4 separate regions of the Mus musculus genome follow, and regions 1, 2 and 3 are each linked to region 4. A link is a loop called in an ENCODE intact Hi-C map of the cell type or tissue named here. Cell type or tissue: left cerebral cortex. All regions are shown on one strand. Each heading gives the region's core, and the rest is flanking DNA. Links, peaks and the distances in the headings are about the cores only.

Region 1 (4,581 bases), core at 272-4,271, 130 kb after region 4:
CTTTTCTTGGGTCAGACTTGCCGAAGCATCCCACTCTCTGAAAATGCAGACAAGGGAGGGCTCAGGCTCACAGGTCTTTACAAACATGTTTGCACACTTACTTGCATATCGCTTTAAAAGGAAACAAATCAAAACTGAATCTGCTCACCACTGACCAGTTTTAGTTTCTGTCTGCACAAAAGCCTTCTGTCCTTTCTTCTACATCAGAAGCCCCCTCTCCAGGACGACTTAGTCCATGTTTAAAATGCAACACCAAACTATCTCATCAGGGGTAGACGTGTGACCCCAGACTGACCAGTCAGAACATGGCCTCTAGATCCACAGTTAATCAGATCCTCCCAGAGATATCTCTACAGCTAAGAAACATTACAACTTTAAGACTGATAAAAAGGAAGCTAGAAGCTGCTGGCGGCCAGACCCGAGGAGGAGTCAGTCTGTGAGATCATAATCAGGAAAAATAATGGCTAGCATGATTTCTCTCTCTCTCTCTCTCTCTCTCTCTCTCTCTCTCTCTCTCTCTCTCTCACACACACACACACACACACAGAAACAACCACACATATATAGACATCCAACCACAGAGAGACACAGACAGACACAAGAGACAGACAGATGTGTACACACACATGCGGACACACACATATACACAGTTTTACCTGATGCCAATTTGATGCCCTTAGAGCTCTCAACCAGGCCTCAAAAATTTTTCTATTTTTGTTTAAAACAATTTGAATTGGTCTCTGTCATTTACAAACAAGAAAACCTTAGCATGGTGACATTTTCATACCCAAGGCGTGGAAATCTCCCTCTCTCCACACTGTGAACCAAAGCGAAAGCAATGAGACTCACATAAACCAGAGGAGGAGTAAAAGGGCAGTGCCCAATGCAATCAAGATCCACTCTTGAACTTTCCATCAGGAGTTGATACACTACCAGGACTTCTGTTTCTTGAGTAGAACCTTTGAAATACTTTGAGTGTTGCACTTGAGTGACACCTTTGAAACTGGCCCCACTCACAGATGGAAAGCAGTATTGCTGCCCTCAGCAAATTAATCACACACACACACACACACACACACACACACACACACACCACACACATATACACTACATACATGCACACACTATACACATACACACACACACACACACACACACACACACACACACACACACACACACACAGAGAGAGAGAGAGAGAAAGAAACAGAGAGCTATTGCCAGCGGGTCCTAATGTAGCAAGCACAGGCTGCATTGCCAATCATTAGTGTGAAAGCCCTTCTCCCAGGCCAAGGGAGAGGGAAATGAAGCAGGGCTGAAATAATGGAAAGGATCAGCACTGTCAGCTTCAGAAACAATTCTCACACTGCTGCAAGGATAGAGCAGAAACACAATTGGGTGCCAGTGTCCCAGCAATGTGCCTCCAGGGGGAACAGCCCAGGTGTCAGTGTATGAAATGCCAGTTTGGAAAAGCTCCTCTGATTCTCTATATTTGCAGTCGCTTTGACAAGGCAAAACACAGCAGATAGAAGCTTAATTCAGACAAGTAGTTTTGGAGGTTTAAAAACAATGTTAACCACCAGCTGAGGTTCAGAGCTGGTACTGGCTTCCCCTGCTCACACAAGCAATACCTGAGTATAATGCAAATCGCATCCATTTTCATGCAAGGCAGAGCTGAAGCAGGAGGAAATCACAAGAGAGTCTACCCCAGTAGGGAAAAGAATAATGCACCAGATAGAAACCCACTTTCTGATGTGTGTGTTTCTAGCCCAAGTTATTAGAAATACACAGACCTGGTCAGCTGGAGGTAGATGCTCAGGGAGGCTTTGGCAGCCTCCAGCATGTCATCGTCCTGCTCTATGAAGACCCTGGACAGCCACTCGCATGGGTTGTGTGGCTGTAGAGAGGGCTGGAGGTGAGGCTTTAAGAAGGCCAGTAGCTCGGACATGAACGTCTGCAAGGCAACTTCAAATGACAGAAATGTCGAAGTTCAGGGAATGCTTGCTTATAAACACACAAATACCATCTTGTCCATATGCAAATTTGTGTATGCATTACTGTAATCCACACTCTCAGAAAGCCCTAGACGAGGTATTATCTGATCCACAATGGAGAAATGAGGACAGCAAAGGTGACTTATGGAAGGACACACGTTTAAAAGGTACGGTCTGGGCATCTACCTGCCAAAATCGAGTCACTGTTTGTCTAAGAGATAACTATGTGATCTCACGATGACAGCAGGGTGTAAAACTGAGTGGGCAAAGGCCTCTTCCTTGGTGACCACAGCTTTCTGCTAACTATAGACTGCTAAGTCATAAAAAGAAATAGCTTCAAAACGACAGAAAAATCTTCCTTCCTTCCTTCCTTTTGTTTGTTTAAGAACCAAAAGAAAGTACAAGTATGGCAAAAATCTAGACTTCTGGGAGTTTAACTGCAACTCAAACCTCTGAATTATGTAACAGATGCCACCTAGTGTTATAAACTGTAATCGTGCTAATTAAAACATCCTAGGATCCCTAGATCATCCTGAGAGGTCACCATAGCTGAAAAATCAATGCTCTCTCCTAGTAACTGCAGGCAGCCTGCCTGGAGACCTGCACTGTTCACTTCCCTGGTGCCATGGAAGACATGTCCTCTTCAACACCACATTGAAAACTACTCTTCCAGGCACTCTCAACCCGGACTGTCACTTTCAAGTAATGTGCAACAATTCCTTTATCAACAGAACTTCCCAATAGTGTCAACATAACTTCTGATTATCAGTAATCAATATGAATAGTCTGGGTGCTTTTATGAATAATATAATTAAATATGAGCTGACTTCCATTTGCTTAGTAGTGATTCAAAAAGCAACTATTTTTGTACTCATTATCCAATGCATGTTAATTGTATAAAAAAGCTCACATGCTTCTTGAAATTCCAGTCCCTTACAACCCCCTTTACCTTTAAAAAGTATTTCCTAAGTTTAGCCAGGAAAACACAGCTAAATTACTGAACTGATACTAGCCTCAGTACTCAATAGTCATGAGTCCTCTTCGTAAGTGAAAACTGAATTGTATAGAATTTTGAATAAAAGGAGCCTAGAGAATACCTTTCATCTCAGCTGCTGAGGTGCAATTCTGGGACTTGATTTCTAAGGACTTCACTGTAATTAAGCTTGCTGCTCTCAGGGTCACGTGATCAGGACCAGTCCTGAGTCTGCATCCAGGTTGAACTTCATCCCCTCCAAAGCAGGAAGGCTTTCCAGAAACAGCCAGTGCCTTCCACAACCCCACATGTACAGCGTGCAGAAGTGTGTCAGCTAAAGTGAGCATGTCACTGTCCAGAAGGTGATCTGGTGACATCAGGGAGGGCGCAGGTTCCCGGCAGAGGTCTTCGCCCACTTTACAGAGAAGGCACTTTTTGACGAGTATAACCAACTTCCTTTTTATAAAAGCTGGAATAGGCCAGGCAAGAATATCTAGAGCATGGGGTTTCAAAAATAGCATCCTCTGGCTCCTGAAGTGCAGTTTCAGGTGGATTCTGGAGGCTACGAGAAGCTCAAGCAGCTCCAGAAAGCACATCAGGCTGCTGGCTAAGTTAGAGGGGCTCTGGAAGTCTCCAAAATGCTGGGAAAATAAGGAATTGTAGAACACTTCAAAAGTAATGTCAAAAGGAGTCAAGAGCTGCTTTAGACTTTCTGTAATTATAAAACAGGAGTTATAAGCAACAGGAAGAACAAAAGCTTTCTTAAAACAAAAGTTTACAATTTAATCTGTGTGTGTGTGTAAATAACGTTGTAAGATAAAAAAAATAGGTTTAAGACTAGTTACCTCTAATAAGACCAACTGAGAATACACAGATTAACAGCTAATTACTAAAACTTAATGCATGCTTTATGAATATGGGCAGACTTTACAAGAGATGGTTGATGATTAAGTTTTCATTTCTTTTTTAAAAGGTTACCTCGAGAGATAGTTCATCTGGTAAAGTGCTTGCTGCGTAAGCATGCTTACTGAGTTAGGATGGCTAGCAGTCACAGAAAAGTCAGATATGGTGGCACACAACTGTAACACCCGTGCTGGGAGGTAGAGCTGGAGCTCACTGGCAGCCATCCTGGCTCAGCGCATGAGCTCTGGGCTCACTGAGAGATCTTAGCTCAATAAATATATGGGAAAGGCATCGAGGAAGACACCGAAGATTGACTTCTAGCCTCTACAAGCACACACATATCCACACGCATACGTTCATACACCCAATACATACACCACACGCCACTCCAAGGTTATGTTCAATAAAAAAATCGGGCAAGATCGTAGATTTTTCCATACTTCAAGAGAGATGAGTATAACATGAGTCTTACTCTTCATTATAAATGCCCAGCCCCTGAGGTGGTAATCCTTTGTGGACAGGCCATCTCTACCTGCTCTCTGTGAATGTGTGTCTTTAAGGATCTCTTTTATCACAGCTGTAAGGATCCAGAGGCAACGCACTGCTTCACCACTCTCAGAGGACTCCGAGAGATGCTTCTGGCAGAAAGTGACCCAGGAATTACTTAACATTTTCTACAAATGAGGGGAAAAGGGGTAGTTATTATTTTGT
Region 2 (4,581 bases), core at 149-4,148, 730 kb after region 4:
GAGCCAGGCGCGCCGGCCGCGCGCGGCCATGCCCGCGCCCCTCCGCCCGCCGGGCCGCTGTCCCGCTGTCCCCGCCGCAGGCTCCGCGCGCCCTCAGCCCACCGCCCCCGCCCGCGGAGGCCAGCCCGCCCTAGCGCCGCCAGGCCCGGCCCGGGCAGCGCCGCGGCCGCCGCGGGCCCGCCGCGCCCATCGCGGCTCCCGAGCCGCCCGCAGGCCCCGCGCCGGCGCTTTGTTCCGCGCGCCCGCCCGCACCGCCGCGGCCTGCGCCTTTAAGAGGGGACCATGCCCCGCGCGCGCGGCCGGCGACTCCGGCGCGAGGCGACAGCGGCTCCCGCGGCTCGCGTCCCCCGGCTGGCTCGGCTCGGCTCGCGCTGCGCCCGCCCTCTCGGTGCCCTGCGCCGCCTCTGCAGCTGCACATCCTCCGGCTTAGCGCGCCATTGCAAAGGAGCCCCTCACGTCACGCACCGCGCGTTAAGAAGCGGCCCGCCGGCGGCGTGCCGTGGCCCCTCTCGGGATCCGTCCGCGCCTCGTGATTGGCGCAAAAGTGAATGGGGGGCAGTTCACGTGGCCAAAGTTTAACCAAAAAAAAAAAAAAAAAAGCACCCGCCCCGCAGTCTGCGGCCAGGCAGGAGGGGCGTGGGATAGCATCGACGACAGCGGGGCGGGCGTCCCTCCAACCCCCACTGCCCGGTACCCGCGGCCACGCCCCCGTCGCCAGCATTGGGAGCCGGCGGTCCGGCACCGCACGTGGACTGAGTTGACCGGCTCCCCAGATGCCCCGAGAGCCGCCACGCCCTTCCCTCCCCGGGCCGACCTCCCGACTCGGTGGCCAGGACAGCGGGGTCCACACTGCAGCTTTGTACGCTGCAGGCGGGGCTGGAGCCACACACGGCCACAGTTCACCTAGGAACGCTAGGGGATTTGCGGGCTGGGGAGCGAAACGTGAATTCGCTAAGTAGCTAGGGCTGCCCTCGAACTCAGAGAATCTGAGATCTGTCTCTGCCTCTCGAGCGCTGGGCTTAAAGGCGAGCGGCACCAAGCCCGGCATATTAGTTTTTTAAATGGATATTGAAGAGATGGGTGGGTGAGTTACCACTAGATGATAAATACCTGTATTTAGTCCCAGTGAGCAGAGAGCTGGTTAGTACCCCCCTCACCTAAGTCTGTCAGTATTTTTAAGAGTAGATTTATAAAACGGATATGGATTGTGTACGTGGTGTGGGGGATGGGTTCTCGGGAGCCATACACCTAGTTTTTTGAAACAGGATCTCTTACTATTCTGGAGGTCTCCAAGTAAGTTAGGCTCGCTGAATGGATTTTTAAGTTGGATACCAGTTTCCCTATATTTGCTCTGTCTTAACTTTTATACGTTTTGTTAAAAACGAAAGCCCTTCAACTTGGGTGCCCACATGACAAATGTTTGTAAATACCAATTTTATTTCTTAGTCACCAATGTGTTAGGATTATAATCGCAAAGTAGCCACTTGGACCTGCTCTAATAGAGCCCAGGTGCTAGCTGAAGCTGCAGATCGTTTTGAACTCCAGATCCTCTTGCTTATGGAACTGGAGTCACCTGAATTCCAGGCCTGTGTGCTACCAGCCCTGGTGCCAGGGATCAGCCACTGGACCTCTGATACACTGGGCCAGTACTCTATCCTCTGAACTACGGTCCCAGAGCCTAAGAAGTTCTCATTTAATCAATCAAAGAAACAAACAAAAAGATAGAAAATGGGGCTGGAGAGATGGCTCAGCGGTTAAGAGCACTGACTTCCAGAGGTTCAATTCCCAGCAACCACATGGGGGCTAACGACCATTTGCAATGGGATCCGATGCCCTCTTCTGGTGTATCTGAAGACAGCGACAGTGTACTCGTGCATAAAATAAATAAATATTAAAACAACAACAAAACAAGAGTGCTTCGAGTGGGGTGGGGTGGGGTGGGGTGGGTGGATGGGCAGCCTATTCTTGTAGCTCCTTTTCATGATTAATAAATCAAACAACAGAAATATTCCAGTTTAAGCCACAAAGCTGTGTGAAGCACAGTCCTCCCCACCACTGAATGGTGGCTACTCCTGTTTATTCTTTGGATAGTACCACTTTCTTTGACACGTGTGATTTATTTCAAAAATAGTTCATCGCCTCCCCTCCCCTGACTCTCCCTGTAAGAGATGGTCCACATCTAAGGATAAAATATTCATTGTGTAGTGAAGACCAGATTCCAGCAGTGGTCTCTGGGAAATACAGGACACCTAGCCATGAATTACAGGCTGGGAAACCATAGAGAAAGGTTCCAGTAAGACCATAACCACAAACACCAAGACGTCACCAGAGCCCCCAAGTTCAGCAGCTGCCCCATAATTCATAATTCACACTGATTTACATAAAGCGCAAATCTGGCAAGACACAGATGTTGGACGCTGTGACATAGTCAATGCCCTCACTATCTTCAAGCCTGCTTTCGACGGGTCTATATTTTCTAAACTTAAGTCCAATGAAAAGACAGGAATGTGTGTGTGTCAGGAATTTGCTGAGAATGTTGAACATCTTGTTCCCAGCTCCCCGCTTCCTAGAAGTCCGTCAGTTACCAAGTCAACAACTGATGAATAGAGAAGCTATGACCCTGCGTCGCTCCTCAGAGAGTTAAAATTACTACATTTATTCAGTGTGTGTCTGTCGTGTTCATGCTCATGCTATGATACCCGTGTGGCGGTCAGAGGGAAACTTTGAGGAGTTGGTTTGCTCTCGCCACTCTGTGGAGCATGACAATCGCACTTAAGTCATCAGGCTTGGCAAGCACCTTTACCTGCTAAGCCATCTTGCTAGCCCCTTGTAGATGTTTGATAGCACACATACCACCTGACCTGGATGCATGTCTAGCCCGGAATGGGATGTGAGTTCCACACTGAGTCCTACCTGGCCAAGTCCAGAGTCTTGGGATCTGTCAGTTCCTTGTTTCTATGTGGGTGTTCCCACTGCAGCACCCGAAGGGCTCCGTGGTAGCAGCTCTAGGCTGGTGTTTCAAAATGTATGCCCAAGTGGCAGCTCACCTACTTTTCTGCTTGCATGAGTGCAATTCGTTATGATGTAACTAAGACTGATCTCTGCCTACGTCCCCTGCTCTCACAGATGGCAGCTTTGTTCGCTCACGTGGCACTTTTTTTCTGCTGCTAATACATGTGACTGCTTCTTTATAACAGGTATAACATTTTGTAGGATTTGCTGCAATTTCTTGGAAACCTTCGGCAAATACCTCAATTGTTTGTTGGCAGCATGCCTCAAATAGCTGACAGGGTTCCCTGTACAAGCTTCCTTAAAGACACAGCAACTGGACTCAAGCCTCAAACAGAGGTCCCTGGAAAAGCAGTCATCTTTAAAAAAAAAAAAAGTTAAACGTTCAGAAATGCTTCTTTTGTTTTTTCAGCGGTTCTGTCTGCTGCCTGTAATGAACAACTGCAATGGCCACTCTAATAACACCACTTAACCCTGATTAGTCCAGTGGAACTTTGCTTCAGTACTAACACTACTTTAAACTCACAGTCAAGAGCCTCATTACCTTAGTCATTCTTCAGAGCACATGCCTGCACTCCTAGCTGAGGCAAGAGGACTGTCAGTGCAAGGCCTGGGAAAGTTGCTGGGATCCTGTTTCAAACTTAAATAAGGAAAGGAAAGGAAAGGGGAAGGGGAAGGGGAAGGGGAAGGGGAAGGGGAAGGGGGAGGGGGAGGGGGAGGGGGAGGGGAAGGGGAAGGGGAAGAGGAGGGAAGGAAGGGTTTCAGGTATAGCTGAGTGTTTGCCTATTATACACATGGCCTGGGTTCAATTCCCAATACCACCCCCCCCCAATTTTTCCTCAATATTTCCCTGTATTTGGAGCATTTCCAGTCTGAGGCAGGAAATGACAATCCATTGTTGATTATGTTACAGCTGCCTGACAGAAGCGGATGTGACATTTGTCAGCTAGGACGTCCTTAGTGCTTGCATTAGCCAGGGTTCTCTAGGGGAACAGAATGAGTAGACCCTATATACGTTAGAATGACGTTTATTGGATTTGCTTACTGGCTGTAGTCCAACTGATCCAACAATGGCTGTCTCCCATTGGAAGGTCCAGCCATCTGGTAGTTGTTCCATCAATGAAGCTGGGTGTCTCTGCTGGATTCTCAAAGAAGTAGGCACTAGTATCAGGAAAGGAATGCCTTAGCAGCGGGGTAGGTGACCTTGACATAAAAAGTGAGGGCCAGCAGCAAAACTTCTCTTCATTTATGTGGGCTGCTACCAGAAGGTGCAGACCAGATTTAGCTTGGGTCTTCCCACCTCAAAGTATCCGATCAAGACAGGTGTTCCCCGATTCTTGGTTTCCCCGAATCTTGGTTTCCGTTGATTCCAGACTTAGTCAAGTTGACAACCAGGATTAGCCATCACAGGCACCTCATGCATCCTTGGTCTACTTGTGAGTTCTATATGCAGTTTCTGTGAGGCATGTTTCTTATACAGGCAAGCATGCAGGTGCACACATGTATCTCAGAGACAGATAGCTAGAAGACACAGCACAGCACTGGCAGCCAGCCAGATGAAGTAGAATAGCC
Region 3 (4,581 bases), core at 240-4,239, 150 kb after region 4:
ACCATAGCTGTATGTGTAGAGTAGACATAGTGAAGCCTTCTATAGACATGAGGGGATGTAAAAACACAATATACCAACAAATCCTGGATAGTTTGTCCTGATAGTGCAGCTGCTTGCCAGCTATGGCTGGCTGCCACTGCCCAGCGTCGTGAGAAAAAGGCTGTCTTAGTCAGGGTTTCTATTCCTGCACAAACATCATGACCAAGAAGCAAGTTGGGGAGGAAAGGGTTTATTCAGCTTACACTTCCACATTGCTGTTCATCACTAAAGGAAGTCAGGACTGGAACTCAAGCAGGTCAGGATACAGGAGCTGATGCAGAGGCCATGGAGGGAGTGTTACTTACTGGCTTGCTTCCCCTCTTGCTCTCTCATAGAACCCAAGACTACCAGCCCAGGGATGCCACCATCCACAATGAGCCCTCCACCCCTTGAACACCAACTGAGAAAGTGCCCCACAGCTGGATCTCATGGAGGCACTTCCCCAACTGAAGCTCCTTTCTTTGTGATAACTCCAGCCTGTGTCAAGTTGACACACAAAACCAGTCAGTACAGAGGGGAAAAAATTACATTTCAAAATGTAGTGTTTGGCTTCCACTGAATACTAACAGTGAGTCTGTAAGGAAGAACCCACATGCCTCCTACAGGACTCCACCTGGAGAGGGAAGACCCATAAACATTTATCCCTGAACATCAACTCAACTCATTCCATGCCCTTCAAACTCACTTTTTCCTGTACCTCTCTCTCCTCAGCTCAGTGACTACAGTCCATATCAGTTACAGTGAACCATTTCTATCTACCCTTGACATGGACAGATCCCTTCCTAAGTAGTTGTATCTTGGCTTACAATACACCCATCCACATTCTGAAAAATCTTTCTATTTTTCTTAGGATGATGTCCCAAACTCCAAAAACACATGGCCTTGCAGGGCATTTAAGATCTGCCTTTTGGGGTCTTTTTACTTCTGTGCCCACAAGCTAATAATCTGTATGCTTTCTCTGAGGCCCCCAAAGACTTCTTCAATTAGAAGATAACTTGGGCTTTCACTAACCCCTTTTCTGAGGAAATCATATTCCGTTGTCTTTTATCTACTCTTGTATATATTCAAGTCAGGAATAGACAGCCCAGCCCAAAACTCCCTGTCAAAGCCATAGTATTATTGTCTTCAAGATATTTCAGTTTTGGTACCACATCAAACCCTTATTCTTACTTATAACCTTTTCTAGGAATTAGCGAAGTTAGTCTGTCCACATAAGAAGTTACTCCTAGGGGGAGTGGGTGGGTAGGGGAGTGGGGGTGGGTGGGTATGGGGGACTTTTGGTATAGCATTGGAAATGTAAATGAGCTAAATACCTAATAAAAAATGAAAAAAATAAAAAAAAAAGAATCTCTTTTTAAGTCTGAATAATCCCAAAAAAAAAAAAAAAAAAAAAAAAGAAGTTACTCCTGTGGAAGACATCAAAGGAATACTTTTTCTACGAGTATCAGCCTAGAAAAAAAAAGACCCAGAGGCAAATCGAACACTGACTCCCACCTGCAACAAAATATCGCAATAGGTTACATCATCCCCAGGAATCCAATTCCCATAACAGCTTTCTCTATTATGTGATCAATGCAAAACATAGAAACGGGAATCATTCTGGCATGACCTATACATTCCTGCAAAATCTGCAGTCTGCCCACACCCCCTAATCTCATTTCCATCTTTCTTCCCCTTACTCAGTCACAGTTCCCCTAAACTTATTAAAGTACCAAAGGCTTTGCACTTCAGATTAACTGCTTGTAAAGGCCTTCCCTCAGATCTTTGTTGGCTAGTTTTTTTTGTCATTCACAGAGCATAAATGTCATTCTCTGGGAGACCTGGCTCACAATCTAAGAGTCTAGCGCATCCTAGTCAAACTGTATTCCATTACTTTGTGGGTTTTTTTTTTTCCCTAATCATTCTGCAGTTTCATCTTCTCTTGTTAAGATAAAAGAAAAAAAAAGAAAGAAAAGAAAGAAAGGAAAGAAAAGTTCACAAAGTCTCCCCAACAACTAGAGTAGTGTCAACCCAGTAGACACTTGCTAAAAGAATCAATGCATTTAAACAATGTATCAATGTGCCCACTCTGCGCCCCCCTCCCCCGGCTCTTTTCATTCACAAGAAACCACTAGGGTCGCTATCCTCGCAGGCAAGCCCTTGAACCAGCCTCGCGATCCCAAAGAGCGTGCTCTCTCGCAGGCTGGGCGAGGCAGCCTGGAAGCTAACCGGGTCTCAGAGACCGACAGATGCACCAAACATCGCCACTCGCTTCCAAGAAGCACCGCAGAGCGACGACGAGTAGGGGCCCTCATCGCCTGCTCTCGGCCCTGTCGCCTCCCCCGTCGCTCAGCCTGCCACGCACGTGTCGCTCCAGCCACCCAGCTCAACCTGGGCTCCTGCTTACCTGGCTGCCATCCCGCCGGGCCACGCAGCCATCGCCCGGCCACTCGTGCCCACAGCTGCCTACTCCAGGCCACCGTACTCCACGGAAGGCCTTGCCGGCCCCTCCCTCAGCAGGCGTAGAAGCCCCATTCGTAGTACAGTGTCTCTTAGCAACCGCTTAGAGTCTCCAGGCTGGGGGTGGAGCCTGGAGAACCGCTGCGGGGAAGCGGAGGGGACGAAGGGAGAGCGACCAATCGGAGACAAGTCCCAGCCTCTATTAGCCCGCCTCCTCTAACTGTCGCGAATCCGCGGGCAGCTTTACGACAGCCAGGGGGTGGGGGCATCTGTGTGAGGAGAAGGAAGCAACCAACCAACCAAGTCGCCCCCACCCCCTACCCCAACCCCCACCCACCGCGGATCTGGTTTACGGCTTGGAGCGCAGGCTCCAGTGCGGCAGCTGATTGGCTGTCGAAGGCTTGGTCCCATCCCAGTGACCCCAAAGTGCTGGAAGGAGGGGGCGGGGGTGGCCCAGTGCAAAGTGCATCCCGAAAGCCCCCTGTCGGGACACCCTGCTGCTGACACTTCGGACCTGGTATGACTTAGGGTCTCTCTGTCCCCAGACCTCTTGAGTCCCTCGGTAGCTGAAAGCCTCCGGCCCGGCGCGCGGCAGACCCTTGGTCTGAGCCCCTGGACCGGGACTGCCCCCCCCCCCCCCCACCCAGCCGGCACTTCCTCCCAGCGCCCCTTCCCGGAGGCTGCTCCGAGGCCAAGACCGCCACCCCCAGCCTGATCGACTATCTGGATGCTCTCTGGGTTGGGGCCGTGAAGCACCCAGGAGGATCAGGAACACGGTGTCCGGCCCTGCCTGGGGTGTTTCTTCAATGGAGAAGTTGGTGAATGTGCAGGAGGCTGAAAGGAGAGAGAGGAGCTGCAACTGAGGACACAGGTAAAGTCAGTTTCTTCCTCCCTTGAGGGGAGGGGGCTGGCTGGGTGGGGGTTGGGGGAGAAGCCCTGCTCTAGCCTGCCTGCCCTTGCCACCCTCCAGCCTTTGCTAAGCTCCCCCATCCTCAGAGCCCTCTCCTCGCCCCTGGATCACTGCACCACTGATCGGTTTCTGTTTTCCAGGTTTGAGCTTGCTGGAGGACACTCGCGAGTAGAAGGGGTCTGGCCACCCACCAGAGGAGCAATAAACAGAGTGCTTTGGACCAGCATCCTCTTGAAAGGTAAAGAGGCAGACCTCCCTTCCCCCATTGTTTACTCCTGGCCCCTACCTCATTAAGTAACGCTTTATTTCCAGGGTGGTTGCCTGGGAATGCAAGCTTTCTTAGATCCTAGTTTCCTAGCAAAACCAGAAGCACTGCCCATGCCTGGTCCTTAACACCCCAGTAACTTCTCTAGCCCAGAAACGTCTTCTGGGACCTGATCAGAGCGTTTCCGTGTTTTGCATTATCTTTTGGTATACTGTGTCATGTACTCTGCTCGGAGGCTTGGAGACCTTTTTGTAGTTCCCCGCCTTACATACTCTCATAGGAATTCTTCAATTCCATGTTAATTGCTTGTTAATTCTGAATGATTCTGCTTTTAATTAAACCACAGTTTACTGTTTTGCCCATGTACATTTTTTTCTCTCTATGCCTCCATCAGGAAAGCTTCAGAGTTACCTAACTGATAATGACTTAGTAGCAGAAGGTGAACAGGAGGACTGAAACTTACAGGTTTTGAAGAAAATAATTGGATTTGGTTTTCCTGGAACAAGTGAATGTGTGTAGCTTAAGAATGGGAACAGTATAGGAACTGTATAAAAGCACTATTAGCCCCGGAAACAAAGTATATAGTTTACTATGGGTGTTCTTGTGTGTTTGTGTGAGAAAAGTGGATGGACACCAGGAGTTGTTATGAAGTGATACATAGTATTTGTTACATCTCTGGTGTTCTAGGTGAACTTATAAAAATTTACAATGTATCTCCTTGACAATAGTGGCACAGTCAGGAATTTTGAAACAAAGTATTGTTTTGGTATGTTTAGCTATCTGCTGCTTGGTTTTGGCAGTGGTCATTCTTGTTTTCTCATTTTAAAACCCTTACAGAGAATTTACTAGATTGAAATATAAGCACCTAGGTCATGTGCTCAGATTTCTGCTGCCTCCGAAAATGCCCAAAAGGTAAGTTTAGAACATT
Region 4 (4,581 bases), core at 258-4,257:
GCACCCTGGAGAAGCAGAGAAGAACTTGGCTGGGCACCAACGTAGCCAAGTGCTCAAGTGTGAGCACAAAGACAGCAAAACCACCCCAAACTTCTGTGCCTCTCCGTGCACTTGTCACAGGTGTCTCAACAAGGCGAGGCAAGGTCTTCGAGAAGAAAAAGAGTAAGAGCAGGGCTTTCCCCTGGGACAGGTGAGCACCGCACAGTTCTCACCGAGGGAGCATCCAGATAAATAAATACCTACTGCAGAGTAAGGCACTAGAGATACTGACAACAGTTCCTCTCTTGGTCTTACCTTTTCAGCTAGCAAAAATGAGACTAACCATGGCCTGCCTGGGGTCCCCTCCTAATGTAAGAAGGCTCAAGGGACAGAAGAGAAGTGCTTAGATACCCCATTCCTAGACAGGGAATGAACACTTTAGAGCTTCCCCATAACGTGCAGAAAACATACACACCTGTGCTGATGCTGTCAGAGTGGGAACGACAGGTTCATATTCTTTCCTCTAGGTGAGCTATAGCTAATTTCTCAATGCAACCCCACCTCGGCCAGGTTCAGGACACAACAGAAGCCAGGACAATAACAGGCCTTCCCCTGTGTTCTCTCTCCTAGGAAGGCACAGTCTGAAAGGGCCAAGTGAAGGAGATGGGAAGGTAGGTCTTCTCCCGCCCAGCCCTCCGCGGGACCACCCCAGGAGAAGTAACAGACTGGGCAAGGCAGACCCATAGGGGGCGCGGGCAATACCAGGCCGCCGGCGGCGCCGCAGGCGCTGAGGGAGACGAGGGAGCCCGGGTGGCCCAGGACTCGTCCGGAGTAGAAGCACAGCTCGGCAGGATGTCCGCTGCGCCCCGAGACACCCGCCTCCTCCACCTCGAAGCCTGGGGACAGGAAACGCAGGTCGCGATGCAGCTGCAGGTATAGGTCGCGCCCAAAGGCCGGCAGGTGCAGTAGCAGGGCGCGCTCTCCTTGCCCTGCTCGATGGCCACCTGGAGATGCTCGCGGTCGCCGCCACCGCCGGAGCCCCGCTGCTCCCGGCAGCAACTGCAGGTGCACGTCCTCGGGGCGCAGCCGCCTCGGGAGCACCACCTCCACGTCGGCCGCCGCGTCGCCGACAGCTGCGGGGAGAGAGGACACGCGTCAGCACCAGCCTGGCCACCAGGGCTGCCGGCCGCTCCGGCGCTGACTCGCAAGGCTCCGTGGGTATCGCGCAGCCGTGACCCCGCACTCCCTTCCCTCCCCGAGCCGGGCCTCTCCAAGCTGGCGAAGCCACTCGATCGCACCGGGGGTCAGCTCGCCATCCGCGTGCCGAGAGGGAACCAGAGACCAGTTCTCCGGCCGCGGCCTTCACTCTCCTCCTCAGGGGATGCTGTCAGCGGTCCACCTATGCACCCGGGCGCCGGGATGCTTCGGGAAGGCACCGGGAAGGTGGCCGCGAGAGCTAGGAACGCTACCTGTGCCCGGGTCCAGCCCCCACACCAGCAGCAGCAAGGACAGGACGAGAGGGGGCAGCAGGGTGCCGTCACACATGGTACTTGGGACCAGCAGCCCCCAAGACTGTAGTGATAGAGCAGGGACTCGCGAGGCGGCGAAGCCAACCGGAGTGCAGCCCTGCAGCCTTTGGAAAAAGTAATTAGCGCTGCGGACAAACCCAACATGGTAAATACTAAGCCCCACCTTCTCCTTGGAAAGTAGGCGGTGATTGGGCTTTTGCTTTTCTCTGCCCCGCCTTCCCTGTCCGTATTGGTTAGGGCCGGTCGAAACCAACGTGCGTAGTTAGGTTGTAAGCACTTTCTTACACGTGGTTTCTAGGCAGTAGGTAGGCTGTGACACCAGGTGGCAGGCGCGAGCCGGCTCAGCTGCAGCATCTTGGAGCAGCCAGGAGGACACCAGCCTGGTCTTCAGTTTGTTCACATTTGGGAGATCACCTTTGAGGCTTCCTAGGAAGATAGGCCAGACCAACCAGTTCAGTACAAGAAAAAGAAAATCTCTATGTATTGAAGTGACTCCTATTTTTGATTAGTTTGGGCTGGAAAGACGCAGCCCAGTGTTCCTAGCACACCTGAATTCATGCCTGACTTCTATATCTATGGTGTTTGTCCACACCCCGCAGGCTTCTTGCAGTCTATACTTTCACAGAATCCAAGAAGGTGAGAGCATAATAACACTCCCCTGAAGACTGGGAAACTGAGAAAAAGGAAATGTAAGGAGCCTGCTTAAATTGGACAGCTAGTATCTGTCAGAGCCGTGTCTTGTGTCTGTGATCCTGACTTTAGGTCAGGTGTGTTTAGGGAGGTATATTAGCTGCGCTTTGCATCGCAGGACCCTGGAGAGCTGAGAGGCAGAGCCTGAACTTGAACCCAGCCTTTCACGAACAGAATGAGTGTTCAATTTTCCAGCAGAATCTAGCCAGATATTATCCCTAGCAGACCCCTATGGGTAATCCCATTGGCCTCTTTAAAATTGTCCTACAGATAGCAGGACTGACTGAGCACAGGGATACCACAGCAGTCACAGATGGCTCCTCATCTCTCCCTTTTTGTCTGTTTGCTTGCTTGTTTTCAAAAAGGCCCCTACTCACCCCTCATCACAGGATCCAGACTTCATCACAGGGCTGAATTACCAGAAAGCATCCAGAGACGAGGTAAACACTGGTGAGTTTCCCTAAGTTTGGTGCCCCTGTCCTGGTAAGCTGTCTGCAGCTCTCCACAAAGGCGTATCACAGAATGTGCTGCCGAGCCAGTCTCTGATCTAGTGGCTGTCACTCACCGGTTGGCACCCTCGGGTGACTGGCAGCATGGGTCAGGCTCTGTTGGTGGCTATGAATGAGTAGGGCTTTGCCTCACTTGACCATGAGAATTTGACTGTGACCTCAACCATGTCATGGGAAACAGGAAGAAAAGGAGAAGCCTTAGCCCTGTGTGAGTGTGTGTGTGTGTGTGTGTGTGTGTGTGTGGTCAGACAGCAGCTAGCTATTCTGACAGCCCAGGAATGTTTTTCTTCTGAGAGTTGTTCAGTTTTTTCTCTGTAAATCAAGGAGCTAAGCTATACTGCCTCCCCTTGGAGGGTGAACTTCTAATCATTTGGACTACTCTTGAAAATAATAACAAGGGTCTGCGAGATACCTGACATACCATTAGCACTTTGTTAGATTTACTGAATATATGAATAAAAGAAGAAAAGTGATTGATTAAATCAGATGTTTCAGAGACTCCTCCTGTAACAGGGCCCCAGATATTAGCACAACTGACTCCAGGATGGAGATACTGTTTAGGCTGTAAAACTCAGCATCACCCTCCAAAACCAAACCAGAGGCCCATAACAACCATAGTTATAGGAAAGTCTCTAAATGGACTACTAACCTTGCTCTTTGGTTTCTGTAGCTCTGCCTCTGGCTAACTGTTCTCATTAACCGTATATCAACCCAGGACATGGATTTTATGCTCAAAAGCTCACCCTGAAGAAGGCTCAGGACTACATTGAGGTCCTGAACATGCTGTGTAGTTGCCGGCTTGCTGATAGACTTTCTATTGGCTTAAACCCACGTGTGAGCAGTCTTCTCTGCTGACTACCCCAACAACACTCCAGCTGTCAAATGTGCTAAGCAAGCATCGAACCCATGCCCCTCTCCCTTCATTGTTTGTCATTCTTTCTTGTCTGGAGCTGTTTCAGTTTGGCAAGTTCATGGAGGTTGGATTAAAAACAACAACAATGATTAGGGGCCAGATGTTAAATAGTCCTCTGTAAGCGAGAAAGCAGTGGGACATGGAAGGCCTCCGTTGTTTAGATAACCCCACCTTGCTAATGTGTATGTCTGTACGCAGCACCCCAGGCATTGCTGATGCATAGGAACACTAATAAACGTTTGCCAGATGATCAGCAGCCCAATGCTGTCTCTCCTCTTGTATGTATGCCGCTCAAAGTGTTCTTCCACAATGAAGGATGCTTTGAAAGACACAACTCACAGAGAAACCATGACCAACTCTCTGTAACTAGACTGTGTCTAACAAATACACTTAGTTGCTAATATCAGAGCTCTGCTGGGCTCAAATAAGCAGAGAGAGGCTGTTTATTACATGCTGTTTGTCTTATGTTCTAAAACCAACCACTGCAAAGGAACCATAGTCAGTGAGGGAATGAAGAGACTGGAATCTGACCATTCATAGTGGGAAAGTAACACTGGGCAGTCTCTTTTGAAGTATTGAGAAATGTCCCAAAAAATTAAATATAAAGTTACCATATGGTTCAATGTATAAGACAGAGATTGCCAGAAGCTGGGGAGCAAGAGGTGTTACTTAATAAGCATAGAGCGTCCATGTAGGATGCTGATAAGGTTTTGAGATGATAATGGCGCTGGCTGTGCAACACTGCTAATGCATTTGATGCTATGAGTCATACACTTGAGATGCTAAAATGGTGACTTCTTGGTTAAGAAAAAATTTCATCACAATAAAATACAATACGCAAGGAAATACACCCAGTTCTTTTAAAATGAGCAAAACTCAGACTTCTTACCAAAGAAGACAACTAGGAAATAAGATTTATAAAGATGGTCAAAGTTTTTAAATGAGCAAAAACGGTTGTTTG

What was found. Hi-C counts contacts between places; a loop is a spot of excess contacts. Peaks named below come from ENCODE experiments on the same cell type or tissue, not always from the same donor. Only the 100,000 strongest peaks of a DNase experiment are listed, where the experiment ranks them.
Region 1: it touches region 4 in a loop (9-fold over the local background); 21 of 42 quality-filtered maps call a loop at or near these places.
Region 2: it touches region 4 in a loop (7-fold over the local background); 3 of 42 quality-filtered maps call a loop at or near these places.
Region 3: a loop joins it to region 4, with 4 times the contacts of the local background. A loop is called at or near these places in 5 of 42 quality-filtered maps.

Annotation. Positions count from the first base shown.
Region 1 is chr7:66,709,257-66,713,837 of GRCm38, reverse strand. Lins1 (lines homolog 1) reads right to left here. Exons shown (of 8, transcript NM_152815.2): 5 at 4,403-4,544; 6 at 3,092-3,679; 7 at 1,794-1,965; 8 at 1-37. Among named protein-coding and RNA genes, the nearest start is that of Lins1, 22 kb to the right of the region's middle. In left cerebral cortex, for the core only: a CTCF peak has its summit at 2,471 (motif pointing left); a DNase peak (open chromatin) is centred at 2,480.
Region 2 is chr7:66,105,360-66,109,940 of GRCm38, reverse strand. Chsy1 (chondroitin sulfate synthase 1) reads right to left here and starts at 449. Exons shown (of 3, transcript NM_001081163.2): 1 at 1-449. The coding sequence starts at 30. In left cerebral cortex, for the core only: CTCF peaks have their summits at 920 and 1,814 (motif pointing left); DNase peaks (open chromatin) are centred at 463, 1,800 and 3,061; H3K4me3 peaks cover 865 bases; H3K27ac peaks cover 728 bases.
Region 3 is chr7:66,687,868-66,692,448 of GRCm38, reverse strand. Asb7 (ankyrin repeat and SOCS box-containing 7) reads left to right here and starts at 2,888. Exons shown (of 6, transcript NM_080443.2): 1 at 2,888-3,349; 2 at 3,529-3,626. Lins1 (lines homolog 1) reads right to left here and starts at 2,560. Exons shown (of 8, transcript NM_152815.2): 1 at 2,426-2,560. In left cerebral cortex, for the core only: a CTCF peak has its summit at 2,162; DNase peaks (open chromatin) are centred at 2,283 and 2,649; H3K4me3 peaks cover 2,430 bases; H3K27ac peaks cover 1,082 bases.
Region 4 is chr7:66,836,779-66,841,359 of GRCm38, reverse strand. It overlaps Adamts17 (a disintegrin-like and metallopeptidase (reprolysin type) with thrombospondin type 1 motif, 17), which reads right to left and starts at 1,625. Exons shown (of 23, transcript NM_001033877.4): 1 at 1,449-1,625; 2 at 742-1,112. The coding sequence starts at 1,524. Gm33627 (a long non-coding RNA gene) reads left to right here and starts at 1,569. Exons shown (of 4, transcript XR_391554.2): 1 at 1,569-1,653; 2 at 2,564-2,648. In left cerebral cortex, for the core only: CTCF peaks have their summits at 718 and 1,812 (motif pointing right); DNase peaks (open chromatin) are centred at 708, 1,119 and 1,756; H3K4me3 peaks cover 1,509 bases; H3K27ac peaks cover 1,351 bases.